4 separate regions of the Homo sapiens genome follow, and all the other regions are linked to region 1. A link is a loop called in an ENCODE intact Hi-C map of the cell type or tissue named here. Cell type or tissue: GM12878. All regions are shown on one strand.

Evidence for each region. Peaks named below come from ENCODE experiments on the same cell type or tissue, not always from the same donor. Only the 100,000 strongest peaks of a DNase experiment are listed, where the experiment ranks them.
Region 2: a loop joins it to region 1, with 2.4 times the contacts of the local background. A loop is called at or near these places in 3 of 110 quality-filtered maps.
Region 3: a loop joins it to region 1, with 4 times the contacts of the local background. A loop is called at or near these places in 26 of 110 quality-filtered maps.
Region 4: it touches region 1 in a loop (4-fold over the local background); 5 of 110 quality-filtered maps call a loop at or near these places.

Annotation. Positions count from the first base shown.
Region 1 is chr11:27,293,946-27,298,945 of GRCh38, forward strand. LOC105376601 (a long non-coding RNA gene) reads right to left here and starts at 4,045. Exons shown (of 2, transcript XR_931142.3): 1 at 2,063-4,045; 2 at 1-624. In GM12878, a CTCF peak has its summit at 2,658 (motif pointing left); a DNase peak (open chromatin) is centred at 2,673.
Region 2 is chr11:26,751,179-26,756,178 of GRCh38, forward strand. No RefSeq gene overlaps it. Among named protein-coding and RNA genes, the nearest start is that of SLC5A12, 32 kb to the left of the region's middle. In GM12878, a CTCF peak has its summit at 2,868 (motif pointing right); no DNase peak of the experiment used is centred here.
Region 3 is chr11:27,201,958-27,206,957 of GRCh38, forward strand. The region is part of intron 2 of BBOX1-AS1 (BBOX1 antisense RNA 1); the gene reads right to left. LOC124902651 (a long non-coding RNA gene) reads left to right here and starts at 297. Exons shown (of 2, transcript XR_007062632.1): 1 at 297-385; 2 at 1,389-1,795. In GM12878, a CTCF peak has its summit at 2,791 (motif pointing right); no DNase peak of the experiment used is centred here.
Region 4 is chr11:27,231,779-27,236,778 of GRCh38, forward strand. LOC105376600 (a long non-coding RNA gene) reads left to right here. Exons shown (of 4, transcript XR_931141.3): 3 at 137-226; 4 at 2,284-3,384. Among named protein-coding and RNA genes, the nearest start is that of BBOX1-AS1, 16 kb to the left of the region's middle. In GM12878, no CTCF peak of the experiment used is centred here; a DNase peak (open chromatin) is centred at 2,513; H3K27ac peaks cover 437 bases.

The DNA.
Region 1 (5,000 bases):
AATGCCTTGGCAATGCTGAATCAGCTCTTCTACCCACTGACTTCACTCCCAGACCTATGGAATCAGAATTTGCATTTTAATGAGAACTCCAGTGATTTCCATGTACACTAAAATTTGAGAAGTCCTAAACTGGGCAACAATGATTCTGTTGTCCACCTCCTGACCTTCCCCACCTGATATGGATTGGATGCTTGTCCCCTCCAAATCACATGTTGAAATGTGGCCTCCGGTGTTGGAGGTGGGCCTAGTGGGAGGTGTTTGAGTCATGGGGGTGGATGCCTCATGAATGACTTGCCGCTGCTGTCCTCACAGTAATGAGTGAGTTTTCTCTGAGTTCACAAGAGAACTGGTTGTTTAAAACAACCTAGCACCTCCTCCCCCCTCTCTCTTGCTTCCTCTCACGCTTCCATGTGACATGCTGGCTCTCCATCTCCTTCTTCCATGATTATAAGCTTCTTGAGGCCCTCACCAGAGCAAATGCTGGCATTATGCTTCATGTATAGCCAGCAGAACAATGAGCCAAATAAATCTCTTTTCTTTGTAAGTTACCCAGTCTTGGGTATTCCTTTATAGCAGCATAAAGGGACTTATACACCACTTGAAAGCTTTAAGAAGAAACAGCCTCTGAAAAACAAAAAAAGGAGAAAATTACTTGGACTATAATCATGAATGGAATCATTGATCAATCCATTTGCCTTGTTCTAGAAAATTTCCTATTGCTAACATGGTGCAGGCATGCTTTAACTGGGCTAGCAGAGCCTCTGGCTTGTTCTGACCCAAGTCAGCTGATTAGTCTCAGGTAGTTATTACACTTCAGGGGAAAGGAGAGGAAAGCCTTAAACAAGCGCCTTGACAAAGAAAGGCAGCTGTTTCTCATAAACTGCAATGAACAAGCCTAGCTAGGCTTCATTCATCCTTTATAACCTTCAGTCTCCTGCCTTTGTCAACAGAGAGAAATCCCTTCCTGCTGGGATGACTTTGGAGACACTAATAGCTGCAACGCAAGCTCGAGCTTGAATGGTAGTAAAGAAGAGCTTATTGCACCTCCACGTATGATAAATACACAAAACAAATATAAAGTATTTCCAAAAATACTTGCTGAATTCAAAAAGGCCATTCACTGTAGGAAATACCATAGATTTAATAATAGCTCTTCAGGAGGGGTAGTCAATGCTTCTTTAAATGAGACACAGACATGTCCCTGTTTTTAAAAAAAGTTAAATTAAGGAGGGGAGGGTTTGTGGGAGTATATCTTAGAATCAAGGAAACTTGGCAGATCAGTGCTTGACCATTTCATTGGCCAGTTTTGCTAACAAACATTAGCAATTAAGTTTTTACATTGCTTCCTGCAAATGTATGTGAAAAAATGAAGTTCACTGTTTTTTGAAGGCATTTGTTATACTGCAGAATGAAAACACAATCTGAAGGGCCATAAAGAGAAATATCAAGACTCCACCTTCTCCAGATACATTTGGGTTGAAAATTAGATAAATCTAGGGGCTTTGTGCTCCTGCAAAACACTGCCTTTCACGATCTGGGGCCTGAGTCTAATCACCTAATGTCCCATACTTGATAAGGAATGCCCATCAGACCATGAGTGTATACATGTGGAGTACATGGGATAGTATTGGTCAGAATCAGAGAGAAAAACTGAGGCCCCAAAGGGGGACAAATATTGTCTCCAAAATACACAACGAGTCAGTGAAATTCTGATTCCCTGAAGTACAAGTTCAGTATCTTTTTTAAAAAAAAGATGGAGTCTCACCCTGTCACCTAGGCTGGAGTGCCGTGATGCGATCTCAGCTCACTGTAACCTCCACCTCCCAGGTTCAAGCAATTCTCCCACCTCAGCCTCCCAAGTAGCTGGGAATACATGTGCACACCACCATGACCAGCTAATTTTTGGTATTTTTAGTAGAGACAAGGTTTCACCATGTTGGCCAGGCTGGTCTCAAACTCCTGACCTAAAGTAATCCATCTACCTCAGACTCCCAAATTGTTGGGATTACAGGTGTGAGCCACCACACCCAGCCTAAGTCCAGTATGTTTCATTCTCTCATACCTCCTCCTTCAGACCATCCTGGGGTCCTCTGATGTAACAGTCAAGCTCTTTTCAAATGAGTAAGATTCCTCCCACTCTAGCACTAGCAGGAGGAAAACACACCAGTTAAGAACTTCAGAAGGTCCCAATAGGACATCGAAAGCCAAAGTTAGACAATGTACTTCCCCTGTCCTGCCTGGATACAAAAATCCTCTAACAGCATTACCATGTGCCATGGAATTTACAATGGATTGTTTTTGCTAATGGAAAAGTACTTTCTTCCTATGGCCTTCTGGAAAATTGTGTTTTCTACTTTCTTTTTCTTGCTGTTAAATTAATTCTACATAAATATTAGGATTTTCAACAAGCTAAATTTATCATAGAGAAAGTTAAAAGGAAGAATCCTGTGGGTTAATGGGTGGGAAAATCTATGTCACAAGGAACTGTGGTCATATTTGCTTTTATAGACCTTTCTCTGAATTTTCTAAAAAATCGAAGTGGATATTTATAAAGCGCAAGTTTTTTAAAGAATTACTTCTCATAGAGGCCTCAAGCTTTCAAGAATAAGTATCACTAGCTTATTCTTCCCCTGAATGCTAAGGCTCCCTCTAGTGACCAAGAACATACACCAACTACAGGTATGAGAGTAAACATCTCTTGCTTTTAGATAACGCCTTGAAGTTTCAATAGCATTTTCACACACATCTGATCATTTAAAATAAGGCCACATGAAGTATGGTTTCCTCCATTTAAAAGGTAGGCAAACTGAGGCTGAAATGGGACCGACACTTATGCAAGGTCACATGGCTGGTAACTAGGAAACCAGAGCTAGAGATCAGGTCTGCTGACTCCTAGGCCCTATTGCTCTGTTGCACTGCCTCATATTCTATGGCAATTACATAAAGTCATGGTCATAGTCCGTTTTATGTGGCTTATAACAGAATAACTGAAACTGGGTAATTTATAAAGAAAAATAACTTATTTCTTACAGTTATGAAGGCTAAGAACTCCAAGGTTGAGGGGCCATATCTGGTGAGAGCCTTCTTGCTGGTGGGGACTCTCTGCAGAGTCCCAGGGTGGCACAGGGCATCACATGACAGGGAGGGCTGAGAAGGCTAGCTCCAGTCTCTATTCCTCTTCTTATAAAGCCACCAGTCCCACTCCCGTGATAACCCATTAACCCACTAATTCATTAATCTACGAATGGATTAATCCATTCACAAGGGCAGAGTTTTCATGATCCAATCACCTTTTAATGACCCTACTTCTCAATATTGCCACATCAGGGATCAAAGTTCAACATGAGTTTTGGAGGGGATAAATATTCACACCATAGTGATTATCCATGAATACTGTCATAAATGCTACTATCCTTTCTACCTTCATGAAATCACTTTCAGGGAATTTATGGAAGTGATTCTTGATTTTCAAGGGATCCCATTAGAAATCAGATGAGAGTTATGAACCCATACTTACAAATGTTTCCATACAATATCAGGAAATTTGTGGACCACATTGAAGGGCGTCCACTGATCCTCCATGACTCCAAGGACCCCAAGTTAAGAACCCATCAATAACTACTGGTTACAATCTTGAGATGTCAAGAACCCAAGGAAGTTTAACTTTGTAGCTCTTACTCTTTCCCTTAATTATGGTGTTTTCCATGCTTATCCAGTTATCTTTTCAGCCCATTATTCAGAGTATTTTCAAAGAATGAATAAATCAGTGTATATTCACTAACATTTAAGAAAAAGTCTGTGGATATTGCAATCAAGGAAGGCATTCTAGCATTCCCACAGGCATGTCTAGGATTAGTAGCAAATTGAGACGTTTCTAGGAAAGTAGCAATTTGGAAGCATTTTTTTCAAATGTAGGAGCACACCACAGTCTCACTGGCTAGCTCTGTGAAGAGCCTAAACAAGCAACACAGTGAATATAGGAAGAGCTTTTTTCAGTCAACAAAACCCAGCACTGACTAAATTCTTAGCTCTTTTCATCCTGGCATTTCTTTTTTTTTTAATTGTTTAATTTTATATATATATATTTTTATTATACTTTAAGTTCTAGGGTACATGTGCACAACGTGCAGGTTTGTTGCATATGTATACATGTGTCATGTTGGTGTGCTGCACCCATTAACTCGTCATTTACATTAGGTACATCCTGGCATTTCTAATGGCTTTGGAAAAGCGTGAATGAACAGTGACTAATTCACTAATTAACATGAGTCTCTTCCAGGTAAGCTCCACGAGGGTAGGGAGCATGTTTATATTGTTCATTCAAATTCTGGACACCAAACACCACCCTCGACACTAGTGCACACTCAACAAATATTTAATGAATGAATATGTGAATGGTCCTCATTGAGTCAGCCCCTCTGGGAACCCACTCATTTCCCCCTAATCAATGGCCTCTGGTTATCTGGGCTTGTTATCTATCTGTATCTATCTGTATGTAGGGTTATCTAGAACTCTACATATAGACAACCTCAGGCTCTGGATACTGGGCCACTCTTATGAAAAGTTCTGTTCTTTACCCCGTGATCCTCTCCTGCAGTCTAGATTGGGTGACAAACCAACCTAAGCAATAACAACAGCTTCCTACCTTAAACCTCCCAGAAATGGTGTCACAGTTTAAAAGGGATATTTTAAAATGTGAGTAAAAATGCAAGATTCTAATGACTAGAAGAACATTTCAATATCAAGGCAGACCCCTAAGTGTTCCTCTGAATTAGGAAGGTTTTTTTTGGATCTTCTTATGTACTGCCTACTCATCATGCCTTTGCATGTGTCTGAGCTTCTATCATACAACTTTCCTGAGTTTTTCATAGACTCTGCCCACCTACTACAATGTCACCTCAAAAATGTCTTTTCCAGCTCCCCTGGTTGGCAACTCCTGCTTGTTTCCATAGCAGAGTTCATACCTTTATGACTGTGCTATGATACTATCATGATTATAT
Region 2 (5,000 bases), 540 kb before region 1:
CTATGTGTAGCAATAAATATAGATATATTGAGAGAAATGTCATGATGTCATAATTAAAGACAATATAAGTTTCATTGTACTAATTCTTGTGAGCCTTGTTTAACTCATCATTGTGGTAGCCAAAATAGTAGCCCCCTAAAAATGTCCACATTCTATGTGAATATGTTAAGGTGCATGGCAAAGAGTAATTAAGATTGCTGATGGAATTAAGATGGTAAATTAAACTGGAGATAGGCAAATTATCCTAGATTATCCCAGAGGGCTTTATGGAATCACTGGAGTCCTTATAAAAGCAGAAGAGGTACGCAGAACAGGGAGAAAAGGAGAGATGGTGACATGGGAAGGACTTAGCCTGACATCAGTGGCTTTGAAGATGGAGAAAGGGCCCACTAGCCAAGGAATACAGATTGGCTCTAGAAGTTGGAAAAGGCAAGGAAATAGATTCTTCCCTGGAGCCTCTAGAAGGAATGTGACCTGCGACATGCTGATTTTAGCTTAGTGGGACCAATTTCAGACTTTTGACCTAGAGAATTGTGAGATAATAAATTTATTATCTAAGCCACTAAGTTTCTTGAAGTTCTTACAGCAGCAATAGAAAACTGATACACTCCTTTTTTTTCTGTAAAATTAAAGTTTGAAAAAAAGCAGCGTATGTGTAGAATGCTTTCTAAGAACCCCAGCTCTAGAGGCAGGCTGTTGAATCAGGGGAGGTAAAAGATTGTCTAAAGGGTTTGTAATTTTTCGGAAACTTGATTTTTAACACAAATGAAGATGAAGAACTATTCTCAGAGTAGTACAACTGCAAATCAACACAAAATAGAAATAAAATGGAATCAACAGAAAATGAGACAGGAAGAGAGAATAAAGCTTTAGCCTGAGTCTTCTTTGGCATTTGTCAAGAGAGGGACAAAGGAAAAGGAGATAGTTTATATTTACGTATGTATTTATACACATGTAACATTATACATATATTTACTTTATTTACATAGTATGTATTTTATTTATGCTTATTTTATTATATTGCAATTATATATATTATATACATATACACACACACACACACATATAACACCCACACACACATATATATGTGTGTATGTGTACATATTGTATCTTTTGGGATGTGTGAAATGTTGAAAAGGGGACTGAATTCTAGTCTAGCTTTTGTCATCTTAGTTTGGTAAAACTGGGAAATATTGGGCTAGTTCAAAGTTAATTGCGGTTTTTGCCATTAAAAGTAATAATACAAGTGCTCTGAGCTTCAGACTCCTCAACTCTACCAAAAAAAAAAAAAATCACACTTATCTTGATGATTGCTGTGAGAATTAAATGAAAAAGAGTACAAACACCTAAAAGAGGGTTAGTATAAAATGTGTGATCAATATACAGAACCATCAATGCATTTATTATTGTTGCTACTTACACTGGTGCTTCTACTACCGTTGTTGGTACTTGGCTGTATCCACTTTGTTCTTTCATCATTCAGCCCCTCTTCATCAACTACTTTCTATTTTATTTTTATTTCTTTTCTTTTCTTTTGTCCTTAGTAAGATGCCAAAAACACAAGTGTATTTACAGGGCTATGTTCCAAAGTTCCACCTGGGCTGCTATGCTGACACTGCTTTCTTTGTCTGCCTCTTACAGGTAGGCGTTTCTTAACCTCTAGCCCCTGGCCCTCTTTTGTTGTCAAACTATATTTATTTTCTGGATGGCCTTTTTATTCTGATTACTTAAGATACTGTGTCACTATTGAGGACATCTTAATTTACGTATCCAATTGAGTTCCATGTCTAAGTCACATCCTCAAAGTCACAGAAAGGCAGAAATGTAAATTAGACCCTTGAGAGGCTTCTAAGGGAAAGAAGAAAAACTGGGAGGAATGGTGGCTTAAGAAAAATATCGGACGAAGCAAAACTAGTTTTGTCATATTTTTTGCTTTTGTTGTATTTTAGGGATAATGGAGTTTTTAGTACTTTGTATACTAGGAGGAAGTTGCTGAAGAAAATAATCAAAATAAAAGAAAGATGACTGAAGAGGCAAGATATCAGGGGATATTTAGAGGGAGAACTTAGTATGATGTCTGAGTATGATAAGTCAATAAGAACACAAATTCTCAGAATTGAATTTGAAGGAGGAGAGGAGGAGTCAGCTACAGATGCATTGAAAGTTAGAGAAACTCACTTCTTTGAATTTTTTGTTTCCAAAAACTGCAGCCTTCAGGAACTGGTTGACAGTTGGTCATATAGTATGTCTGAGGAGCCTATGTTGGAAGAGATTTGATGTTTTTTTCCAGTAATTTCAATGTTTTAGTAATTTTGATATTGATTATTTGACCAAGGAGCCATCTGCCATCAGATAAAATGACACAAGGCAATTTGAAGCCCACCATGCCTTTTCCTCAAATATTGGAAAAGCAAATGAATAGATGAATATTGTGTGTGTTTGAATAAAGCCTCCAGACACAATTTTTTGCACATGATGAAATTCTAAGACATCTTTATAATATAGTCTCTGTTGGCTTAATACACAGAGACCTTCTGTGTGGCTGCCTCTACCGGGGTCTGGAAAACGTCGTCAGTGTGCAGCAAACACACACAGTAAGATGCACTGTGAATTTCTAAGAGTCTCCAAAGACTGAAGACAGTAAGTCATTCAGAGTCATGTTAATGGCAAAGCTGCCAGAAATGGGCCACACACCCTAATTCAAATGACCCTTTCTTCATAAAAAGTCATAAAAAATGACCGTATAAGAACCCAATTCTTCTCGAATGCATGAATAGGATTTGTATGTATAATCTATGGACTACAGTTTGAAACAAGTCTAATATGACCCAGCTGTGTTGCATAATAAAACTGACAATGAAAGCACGGTCTAAGAGACCACCAGATGGCAGCCTCTTCATGTTTAACTCCTGTGGTTACCCCTAGACCTGCTGGATTTTGTTTATTTTTAGGGCCCAGGACTTCAGAGTAGAGGAAAGGATTAGAAGTAGGAATTCAGTCAAAGGCCACAGACAGGTAAAAAGAAATGGATTTTCTTTTTTAAGTTTGTTTTTTATTTTATTTATTTTGTTTTGTATTCAGAAAGATGCTGAAATCACAAATGTGTTTATAGGGCTCTGCCCCTAAATTGCATCTGGACTGACTGTGTTGGGACTGGTAGACCTCAGGCCAAGCGGGACAGTATGAACCTGGAAAATAAGCAGAATATGTCTCTTTCTGGTGGTGGCAGCCGCCTCAACTCAAAGTCCCTGATTACCCCTGCAAGAAAAATTGTCTCGTACTTGTTTCTTAGGCTTTTAAGTGGTTGAAAAATCACTTTATCTTTTATTTACTTAAAATCCTAATTTTAATTTTTTCCTTTGTTATGCACTTTTAACTTCATAATTTTTCTTAATGAAATTTTAGAAAAGACAAAATGACTTCATTCAATAAACGCAGCAAATGTGTTTAAGTTACTTTTTAAAAAACATTTTATTTTACACGTATACTAAATAAGAAAAAATTTAAACATAAAAAGTGAAAAGAAATAATGAAAATAATATAACGTCATCACCACCCAAATATAAACTCCATAAACTGTTATCTAAAAATCCCATGTCTCTATAAACAGAATTATCTCCAAAACAGGATTTTGCTATATATACTGTTTTGCAGATTTTAAAAATTGACAATGTATCATATACATTTTTCTATATTAAAAATATATTTCCATGCTATAAATTTTAATGGTTATATGGTGCTCTGTAATTATGTCACAGTATGTTCAACTGGGCCTTTACCATAAAAATGTTTTTAAAAAGACTATAATTTTATAAAATCATTAGTTAAGCAGGAGAGTAAGACAGGATAGAAATGAAAAACATGAGCAAAGAAGAGAAATGCAGACAGGCAACGGAGAACCACCCAGGAAAGTTGAGGTCAAAACAGAGGAGAAGTAAAGGACACATGAAAGATAGAAAGGGGTAAAGATAGAGGAAAAGAAGAAAACAGAAATGATCTGCAGTAAACCATCCAGCAAAGACTTGCTTTTGATTTGTGTTACAGGTTTCTGATGATCAACCTTTATCTTTCTACTTTGAAATACTGAGCGGCTGACAACCGCTCTACAGTTGTTCTTTATCTGAAAGGATGGTAAATTTTCACTGAAGGGCACGGTAAAGAAATGTAAACAGCAAATATTAATATTAAAATTGTTCTCTAGTTGCAGCTACAGAACAGAGGAATGCAAACTGATTATTTGGAATTAAGCAGAGGATCAAATCTCCAGGAAAAAAAAAGACAAAAACATTTTCCTATTTCTAGTTCACTTCATAAGCTTGTGAAAAGAACACACTGCCTGGACGTGATGATTTATATGAAATGATGTCCATGAAATACAATTATATCATATTTAAGGTGATGAAATATTATATAGATGTTTAAGGTGATGAAATATTATATAGATAATAAAAATGCATGAGCTTACTCTTTTTAGCACATGTAGACAATAATATGTGCAAGGATACATAGTGACTTGGGACTGACTATAAAATTGGGGACATAAGGGCATGGTAAAAGAATAATTTTGCTTTCTATGCAATATTTTTTACTTAGAATTTTTATAGTAGGGCATGTATTGATTTTTAATAAAAATAAATGAATAAAAAGAGAAAATGTCAGCTCACTGAGCACAAATCACTCATGAACAGAGGGAAGGGGGATGATTCCTCAAAGTGTGTAAATCGTGGCTGACAAGAACAGCCTCTCTGGTCTCACTCCATTGATCGCTTTCTCCAGCAGCCTCAAAAGGCCTTATTCTCAGCTGGTGTCATGCGACTCTCATGTCACAGGACGCATTTTAAGCCTCCCTTGAAGAAAATTCTTTGTAAGGCTTGGATCTAGACCTCTTTCTCTTCAAATAGTTGCAGATGGCAGCCTTAGGTTTCATGAAGGAAGAGGGTAGATTGGCAGACTTGAACAATTAAAATGAGTGGCTTCAGAGGGATTTTTAAATTCTC
Region 3 (5,000 bases), 92 kb before region 1:
GTGGAACAGAATATATTTTATTTTATTGTCTCCCATTCCAACGGAGCTAACACTAGCCTTGTTTGTGTCAAGGAACCCAAACATTATCATTCAAAGGCCGTATTCACAAACGAAGTGGGATGGCCATAAAACTGATGACCTTGCTGCTTCTGGAATCTCATAAAAAGTTTCCAAGCTGCTCCTCCCCAGAGCAAATAAGGGCGTTGCAGTTGCTAGTCCCCTGGCAGGGTTCCAGCTGGGGCTATTACATTCCTCCCTCATAAATACAGACTTGTCGGCCTGACAGGGTGCTTAACTCTGGAGGTGCTGCTGTGTTTGGAGCATTTAAACCCAGAGGCAGGGGCGACGCAGAAAAAAAAAAGGCATCAGAGTTGTCGGGGAGCAGGTAGGGAATGGTGAAAAGAGGCAACACTGATTGAGAAGATGTCATGTGCCAGGCACTGTGCAAATGATTATGTATGCATTTTCTCATTCAAGCTTTGTAACTTATTCATAGGCCAGCCCTCAGTGGAAAGCGTTAACCCATGTGCCCATGTATTGAAGGTCAAAAGACACATGCCAACTACATTTGGCATTTTTGTTGGGGTCACAGTGGATATTGTTTATTAACTGTGTGTGTTTCCCAATGGTCTTTGTGGTGGAAATGGCCCACTGATACAAATGCAAGAGCCAATGGGCCATGTGTCTGGGTAGGGCTTCCAGGAATCTATTGTTTGAAGCTCTTTGAATGATGATGATGTGAAACTTAGAAGAACCATTTTATGATCAAAAGGGTGGGCCGGGCGTGGTGGCTTACGCCTGTAATCCCAGCACTTTGGGAGGCTGAGGCGGGCAGATTACCTGAGGTCAGGAGTTTGAGAGCAGCCTGGTCAACATGGTGAAACCCCGTCTTTACTAAAAATACAAAGATTAGCCAGGCATGGTGGTGTGTGCTTGTAATTCCAGCTATTTGGGAAGCTGAGACAGGAGAATCGCTTGAACCCAGGAGGTAGAGGTTGCAGTGAGCCGAGACCACGCCACTGCACTCCAACCTCGGCAACAAGAGTGAAACTCTGTCTCAAAAAACAAACAAAAAAAAAAAAGTGGGGTGAAAAATGGCAAAACACACAGAAGAGGCTGAAATATGGATAGCACCATGGATACGTTCCCTCACCCCAATCTGCCTGTGCTGGGCTCCTTGTCACCATGAAAAAATAAACCCTTCCTTGTTATGCTGGACACTCTAAGGTGGCCCCCATGATCCCCACCTGCTGGTGGTCATGTCTGTATGTGCTCCACTCCCCTTGAATATGGGTAGGGCCTGTGACTTGCTTCTAACCAGTGTGGCAAAGGGGACGGAATGTGACTCTGCTGCTTATGTCATGTTATGCAAAGCTTCTTCTTAGCAGGCTTACTCTCGAGATTCTCCCTGCTGACCTGATGAAGTAAGCAGCCTTGTCGGGAAAGCCTACATGGCAAGGAACTGCAAATGGCCTCTAGGAACTGTGAGTGGCCTTTAGGAGCTGAAGTTGGCCTCCAATCAGCAAGAAGCCAGGGCACTTAGTCCTACTGCAGCAAGGAAATACATTCTGCCAACCATCTGAATGAGCTTGGAAGTGGATTCTTCCCAAGCCAAGCCTCCATATAAGAATGCAGCCCACCTGACACATTCATAACAGCTGAGCAGAGGACCCAATTAAACCGTGCCTGGACTCTTCATCCACAGAAACTTCGAGATAATCAATGCATGTTGCGTTAAGCCATGACGTTTGTGATAATTCGTTATGCAGCAATAAATGACTAACACACTCCTTTACACAGCTCTAGTCAGCTTTTCTTTATGTGCAGCCAAACTGATACATAGTTGGTGGATACACAGATGATCATCTAGGGAGACCTCCCAAAATGGGAGGAACGGGAACTGATGCTTAGAGAAGGTAGAAGAGCAGGGATTGTCAGCAACTGAAGAGACAGCTGCAGTCTTAGACATTTTTCTCCCAAGAGAAAAATTGGGTATTCTCATTCAGAAGGCCTTTAGCTGCTAACTATGTAGATGCTCTCCAAAATACCATAAGTGATTAAGAACTAGGAAAAAGAAAGTTTGTTTGATAAACCTTTGGAGTAAGTCTTTCACTGATTAAGGTAGGAGAGTAGCAGTTTCTTTTGATATTCAAGGCTCTTTGTAAGCAATTGGCTGCCTTCCATTCAATTATCAAGATGTGCCATAATTTACCAAGTCCTTCCTCTAATCGCAGACTATTTGAGATGCCTTCCATCTCTAAGATTTTTTTTCTTTGAGACGGAGTTTCACTCTTGTTGCCTAGGCTGGAATGCAATGGCACGATCTTGGCTCACGGCAACCCCCACCTCCCAGGTTCAAGTGATTCTCCTGCCTCAGCCTCCCAAGTAGCTGGGATTACAGGCAGCAGCCACCATGCCTGGCTAGTTTTTAAAATATCTTTAGTAGAGACGGGGTTTCACCACGTTGGTCAGGCTGGTTTTGAACACCTGACCTCGAATGATCTGCCTGCCTCGGCCTCCCAAAGTGCTGGGGTTACAGGCGTGAGCCACTGCGCCTGGCCCCATCTCTAAGATTTTTAGATTTGTTGGAAATAGTTATGAAATCCGAACATAGCAATACAATACCAGCTGGCATCTTATGAGCACTTACTCTGCAAAGTGCTGTGTCAAGCCCTTCACTTGGATTATCTCTTTCATGCTCACATCCATCTTGCAAGGTAGGAATGATTATTACCCCCACAAGACAGAAGAGAATACTGAGACTCAGAAAGGTTCAGCAGCCAGCCAGAAGGGGGCGGGGTTCAAACGCAGGCAGCAGCCTCCATACCCAAGGTGTTTAAACACTAGGTTATTCATTCAGTTGTAAAAGATGGAAAATAGAGAAAAATAGTAATAAAAAGGGGAAGGGAAAATTTTCCTTTACTCCAAACACCTAAGAACAACCACAGATAACTTTCTGATATATTTCCTAACAACACAGAAATTAGACTAAATATACAAATGTGTATCCTGTGTCTATTTTTTCAGTTATTGTAATGCTTTCAAGGCTCCTTGTAAGAACTGGCCACCTTCTATTCCATTGTCAAGATGTGCCATAATTTGCCAAGACCTTCCCCTAACAACAGACAATTTGAGATGCTTTCCATCTAGGGCTATTACTAATAAAGCTGCACTAAGCATCTTTGTGCATAAAGATTTTTCCACATTTGGAGTTTCCATATGAGGGTAGAATCCCCCAAGTGGTATGATCGAATCAGAAAGGATGAGTACACACTTAAGGGTATTGACACTCCCTGCTCTGATTGGCTCCAGTTCAACGATGCCACAAGAGGCTTTGGAGACAAGAGAAGGAAGACCTGCATCTCTCAAACAGGAATGGACCCCTCCCATGAACATTCCTGTCTTCAAAAGTGACATGAGGGACTATTTACCTTTAGAAGGCCAGATTTTTATTGTCCTCTGGAATACAGTGCTTCTTCCAGACGCTATAAAATTCAAGCCTAATATTTGGTAAACTTCCCTAGTGTTTGTGTTTCGTAAACTGTCTCCCAGCTGTAGCCTCAGCTCTCTTTATATGTTCCTAAATAAACACCAGGTCCTGCTCACTGCCTTCTGGTCAGAGCAGAACTCTGCTGTCACCCAGCCTCTTGGTTCTCATTGGTACCTACCATATTTTCCATTATTTTATAGATGCTCAAAAGGACAAAAGAAGTTTTTAACCCTACAGGCACAAAAATGTGCTTTGTTTTTTAGGGAAAATAAGTGAAACTTTAAAAAAAAAGTTTATTGTGATGGCTAAATGACCCAGGAAAAGCAGTTCTCATGCCATCTGTTGCAGCTCTGTTTTAAATTAGGATGATGGAGCCAGCTATTTGAATGGAAAGGGACCCTAGGGCACCTAGTAATGAAAATACCTAGCATTTCCTGAATGTTTACTGTGTGCCATGCACTGGGCTAAGTATTTCACATAGATTGTTTCCTATAACCTCAGCACAACCCTATCAGCTAGATAGACTAATTTTTCCTGTTTTACAGATACTGAAACAAAGAGACAGAGAGATAAATAACATTCCAAGGTCCTACAGCTATTTAGCCCTTTCATTAGAGCCACAATACATCTTAGAGACCAGTGAGGTCTTAACTCTGCTCTAGGGCTTCTAGGACCACTGCAGACACAAGGGCTGTCCAAGAAGGGAAAGTCAAAGAGAAAGGCCCCTACCCATCTTACTTTTCTTTCTCCCTGTGGTAGACAGAATAATGGCCTCCCAAAGATGTCCATGTTCTAACCTCTAGAATCTGTGATATGTTATCTTACATGGCAAAAGGAACTTTGCAGATATGACTAAGTTCAGAACTGGGAGACAGGGAGATTATCTAGGATTATCCAAGTGGGGCCAATCTAATTACACAGGACCTTGAAAATAAAGAACCTTTCCCAGCTGTGGTCAGGAGCTGTGACTGTGGAAGAATGATTAGAGAGATGCAATGTTGCTAATTTTGATGATGGAGGAAGGGCCATGAGCCCCAAAAGTGGAATTTCTAGAAACTGGAAAAGGCAAAAAAAAAAAAAAAAAGGCTGCTACCACAGAACCTCCAGAAAGGAATTCAGTCCTGCCAACATCTTGATTTTAGCCCAGTGAAACCCATCTGACTTCTAACCTGTTGAACTATAAAATGATAATCATGTGTTTTGTTTTGTTTTGAGACAGAGTCTCACTCTGTCTCCCAGGCTGGAATGCACTGACGCCATCTTGGCTCACTGCAACTTCTGTCTCCTGGGTTCAAGCAATTCTCATGCCTTGGCCTCCCAAGAAGCTGGGACGACAGGCATGTGCCACCATGCCCGGCTAAGGCTGGTCATGTTGGCCAGGCTGGTCTCAAAGTCCTGGCCTCAAGTGATCTGCCTGCCTTGTCCTCCCAAAGTGCTGGGATTACAGGCATGAGCTACCACGCCCGGTCCAATCGTGTGTTCTTTTGAACGACTTAATTTGTGGTAATTT
Region 4 (5,000 bases), 62 kb before region 1:
ACCTGGCCAACAGCTTCCTTCTCACTCTCCACCCCCGAGTTTGTCGCTGGTTTTACTCTGTGCCGCCTCTTCCACCTTGCTTGTTGTTTGTTTGCTGTAGTATAACCATTGTTTCCCTGCATTTCCCAAAGTGCAGGACATGCTCCACTGTTGGACCTGAGGCAAATTTTTGTGGAATATCAATAATTTTGGATGATAACAGAGAAAAATGACACCGAACCACGTGGTAAGGAAGTTATTATTTTCAGTTCTCTGCAAACTCTACTGATTACACCAGGAGAAAGCCTCAGTCTGGAGCTGATGTATCTTTCTCCTCTTGCTAATAAACCTCCAGCTCAGAGCCTGAGTCAGGTAATTCCATCATCACCATCGTCATCATGATCATAAAAAAATAATGTTACTTGGCTGGGTGCAGTGGTTCACACACCTGTAATCCCAGCACTTGGGAGGCCAAGGTGGGCAGATCGCCTGAGGTCAGGAGTTTGAGACCAGACTGGCCAACATGGTGAAACCCCGTCTCTACTAAAAATACAAAAATTAGCCTGGTGTGGTGGCTCACACCTGTAATCCCAGCTACTCGGGAGGCTGAGGCAGGAGAATTGCTTGAACTCGGGAGGCAGAGGTTGCAGTGAGCTAAGATCATGCCACTGCACTCCAGCCTGGGTGACAGAGTAAGACTCTGTCTCAAAAAAAAAAAAAAAAAGATACTTAAATTCACACAGTGCTTTCTGTGTGCCTGGCAGTGTTATAAGCACTTTACATATATTTACACATATTAATTCACTTAGCCTCACAACTCTACGAAGTAGACTCATTCCCAGTTTAAAGATAAAGACCCTGAGGCACAGAAGAATTATGTGACTTGCTCATGGTCACTTGGCTGGAAAGTCAGAGAACCAGGATTCAAACCTAGACAGCGTATACAGAGCAGGTGCCCTTTAACCACAGTGATGCTGTGCTGGGGTTTAGCAATACTGTTTTGTTTTCATGTGATTTGTTGTTACCCTCTTCTTATATTTTTGGCAAATGTCTTTGTCTGTTTGGGCTGCTATCACAAAATATCATAAACTAGGTAGCTTATAGACAACAGAAATATATTTCCCACCATTCTGGAGGCTGAGGTATCCAAGATGAAGACACTGGCAGATTCACTGTCTGGGGAGGGCCCATCTCCTGTTTCATGAATGGCACCTTCTCACTGCATCCTCATAGGGTGGAAGAGACAACCTAACACTTGAGGTGTCTTTTATGAAGGCACTCATCCTACTCATGAGGGCTCCACTCTCATGACCTAATAACCTCCCAAAGGCCTTACCTGTTGGGATTTCAACATACAAATTTTGGGAGGACACAAGCATTCAGACCGTAGCAGCAAGCATATTTATTTCCTGCTTATCTGGTGATAAAAAGTCTCTCTCTCTCTCTCCCTCCCTCGCTCTCTTTTTTTTTTCTTTTTCTTTTTCTTTTGAGACGGAGTTTTGCTCTTGTTGCTCAGGCTGGAGTGCAATGGCACGATCTTGGCTCACTGCAACCTCTGCCTCCCAGATTCAAGTGATTTTCCTGTCTCAGCCTCCTGAGTAGCTGGGATTACAGGCGTATGCTACCACACCCAGCTAATTTTTGTACTTTTAGTAGAGATAAGGTTTCATCACATTGTTCAGGCTGGTCTCAAACTCCTGACCTCAGGTGATCCGCCCGCCTCGGCCTCCCAAAGTGCTGGGATTACAGGCATGAGCCGCCGTGCCCGGCCCCTTCCTCTTTTTTATCTGAATTAAATAATGTATGGTTAAAAAGTGAAGCAAGTTAAGCACAAGTATTAAATGTATAATAATGGTAGAGCTGGTTCTTAGCTTTAACAACTGTGAAGATGGTATGCATCTGACTAGTGCTTGGGATAACTAGTCTAAGTAGACCGTAAGTTTCTCAAGGCAGCTTTCTGTCTGTGTCAGAAGGGTCCAGCCAGGGAACAGATGGCACACTGAAAGGGTTAGCTGGAAAGGGTGTAACAAAGGCCATATTTATAGCTGTGTGGGCAGGCAGCACAAGGGAACAACAGAGGTAGCGGCTTGCCAGGGACTAGCCACAGAGTGAGAGGCTCTTACCACCCTGAAAGGGACAAAGGGAGAAAATATTATTACCAGATTGTGACGAGAGCTATAGCCTGCTGTAACAGTGGAAGAGGGGTGGCCCAACAGAAGTTTTAGCCAGAGCAGACCAGCTATACAATTAGTCAGGTGGCACCAACCTGTTTCTCCTATGACCCTCCAATCCCTTTCTTGCCAGCACTTGCCAGAGATGGACTCCAACTGGAGGCCAGAAAGCAGAAGAGCCTGGAAATGCCATCTATGAAGGTCGGCCTCTGAGCAGCCCAGAGAAAAGCAGAAATGAGACTGGGGCAGCCAAGAGTGAATAACCAGCACGGTAGCTGACGCAGTGCGGTACACAAAGGGCGCGCTTCCAGTAAGACCTCAAGGCCCATGTGCTGCTTTGAATTCAACTGAACCGAATGGAGAAACTGGTTGCAAGTAAAGGGTGTTATGTGGTAAAGGCAACTGGACCCTGGACCGCTAGGGTTTCACTTCCAGCTTATCTAGACAAGTGAATCATCAGATTTCACAGCCCTCTTGGGGCTTGAATCACACATGTGCGGGAGGAGCTGCATTGCTGGTGCATGTGAAGTGTTTCAAGCTGTAATTATATCCTTCACCTCCTCAGAGTGTCTAGACTAGATTACGAAGGCTGGGGAAAAAAAAAAATGACTGCAGCTTTCTGTGGTCCTCAAACAAGTGGGAATTCCTGGCTGGGGCCCTTTTCCCAGAGTACACAGGAGCAAATCCCCAGAAGCAGCAGCAGCAGCAGCAGCAGCAGCAGTAGCCTTGGCTTGAAGGATGAAGATTAAAAGGGAAAAGAGGTACCACTGCCTTTAAAAGTCTCCATAGGAAAGAGACTCCAGTCAAGCACTAGCGGTAGAAATATGAAGCAACCCTGCTGTTCCTCTGCAGGAAAAGTTTTTAAATAACTTCTTATTAGTAATATTAATATTAATGATAATACTGAATCTTCATAGCACATTTATTATATACTGAACACTATGGTAGCATTTTACGTACTTTGCTTCATTTAATTTCCACAATCGCCCTGAGAAGTAACATTAACCCTATTTTTAAAAACAGAAAAATGATGCTTAGAAAGGCAAACAGAATATGGTCTTAGCTGCAGTTGATTGAACATTTATTATGTGCTTGCCATAGGGCTGGGTATCCCAGCAGTTCTCAAAGTGCAGTTCGTGGACCTCTCTGAGTTCCCAGCACCCTTACAGGAGATCTACAAGGTCAAAACAATATTCATAAAAACAATAAAACAGCGTTTGCCTTTTCCACTGTATTTACATTTGCACTGCTGATGGGAAAACTGCCAGCACCATAGCACAAATCAAGGCAGTGCACCAAACTGCACTAGTAGTCATTGAATTCTTCAAGGCCACCCACTTGTGGTAGAAAAATGTGGCCATTCATATAAGCATGACTTTGATGAAGCAGAATCATTTTTAATTTTATTAAATTTTAACCCTTGAGCACATGAACATCTTTTTAAGATTCTGCACGAGGAAACAGGAAGAACTCATAAGGCATGTCTAAGTACCATGGTTGTCTCAAAGAAAAGGCACCTGCACAGTTGTTGAGTTGCAATCTGAACTAAGCTCGGTATTCATAGATCACCATTTCTACTTGAAAGAACAAAAGAGAAATTATGGGTGTTCAGACTCTGGTAGTTGGCAGACATGTTCTCAAAACTTAACTAAGTGAGCCTCTTACTTCAAAGAAAACAGCTTAGCCGGGCACAGTGGCTCACGCTTGTAATCCCAGCACTTTTGGAGGCCTAGGTGGGTAGATCATGAGGTCAGGAGCTCAAGACCAGCCTGGCCAACATGCTGAAACCCCGTCTCTACTAAAAATACAAAAATTAATCTGGTGTGGTGGTGCATGCCTGTAGTCCCAGCTACTCGGGAGGCAGAGGCAGGAGAATCACTTGAACCTGGGAGGCGGAGGTTGCAGTGAGCCGAGATTGTGCCATTGCAGTCCAGCCTGGGTGACAGAGCAAAACTCTGTCGAAAGAAAGAAAGAAGAAAGAGAGGAAGGAAGGAAGGGAGGGAGGGAGGAAGGAAGGAAGGAAGGGAGGGAGGGAGGGATGAAGGAAGGAAGGAAGGAAGGAAGGAAGGGAGAGAGGAAGGAAGGAAGGAAACAGCAGACCATGTTTGTTGCCAATGGTAACATTTGAACTTCCATGTGAAGATTAGAATTTTGGAAAATATATATGTTACTGTTAACTCATCAGCTTCCCAATATATTAAGACTTTTCTGTTCAGATCTGTGCTGGCATTAAAGAATGTGATCCTTTGATAGTGTATAAGGCAATGTGTCAACATTTGGAAGATTTGTATAATTCAGTGAACCAATATTTTTTAAATGTCCACAGTATCATACTGCAAAATCATGCACAGGTAAACGTTCATTCAAAGCATAAAATGGCCAGTGGATTTTAAGGTAACATAGCATGAAAATTTCATTTGCATAGTTTCAGGTTCCATATTATAACTACCTTTTAAGAAACTGGCAGTCAAGTTTTGATGTAGTATCAAAAAAATGCTTTTTTTTTTTTTTTGAGACAGAGTCTCACTCTGTCACCCAGGTTGGAGTGCAGTGGTGCGATCTCGGCTCACTGCAAGCTCTGCCTCCCAGGTTCACGCCTTTCTCCTGCCTCAGCCTCCCAAGTAACTGGGACTACAGGCACCCGCCACCATGCCCAGCTAATTTTTTCTGTTTTTTAGCAGAGGCAGGGTTTCACCGTGTTAGACAGGATGGTCTGGATCTCCTGACCTCATGATCCGCTTGCCTCGGCCTCCCAAAGTGCTGGGATTACAGGCGTGAGCCACCACGCCCGGCCCAAAAAAAGACTATTAAATCACACCTCTTTTTTCCAAATGCATATCGGCATGAAGC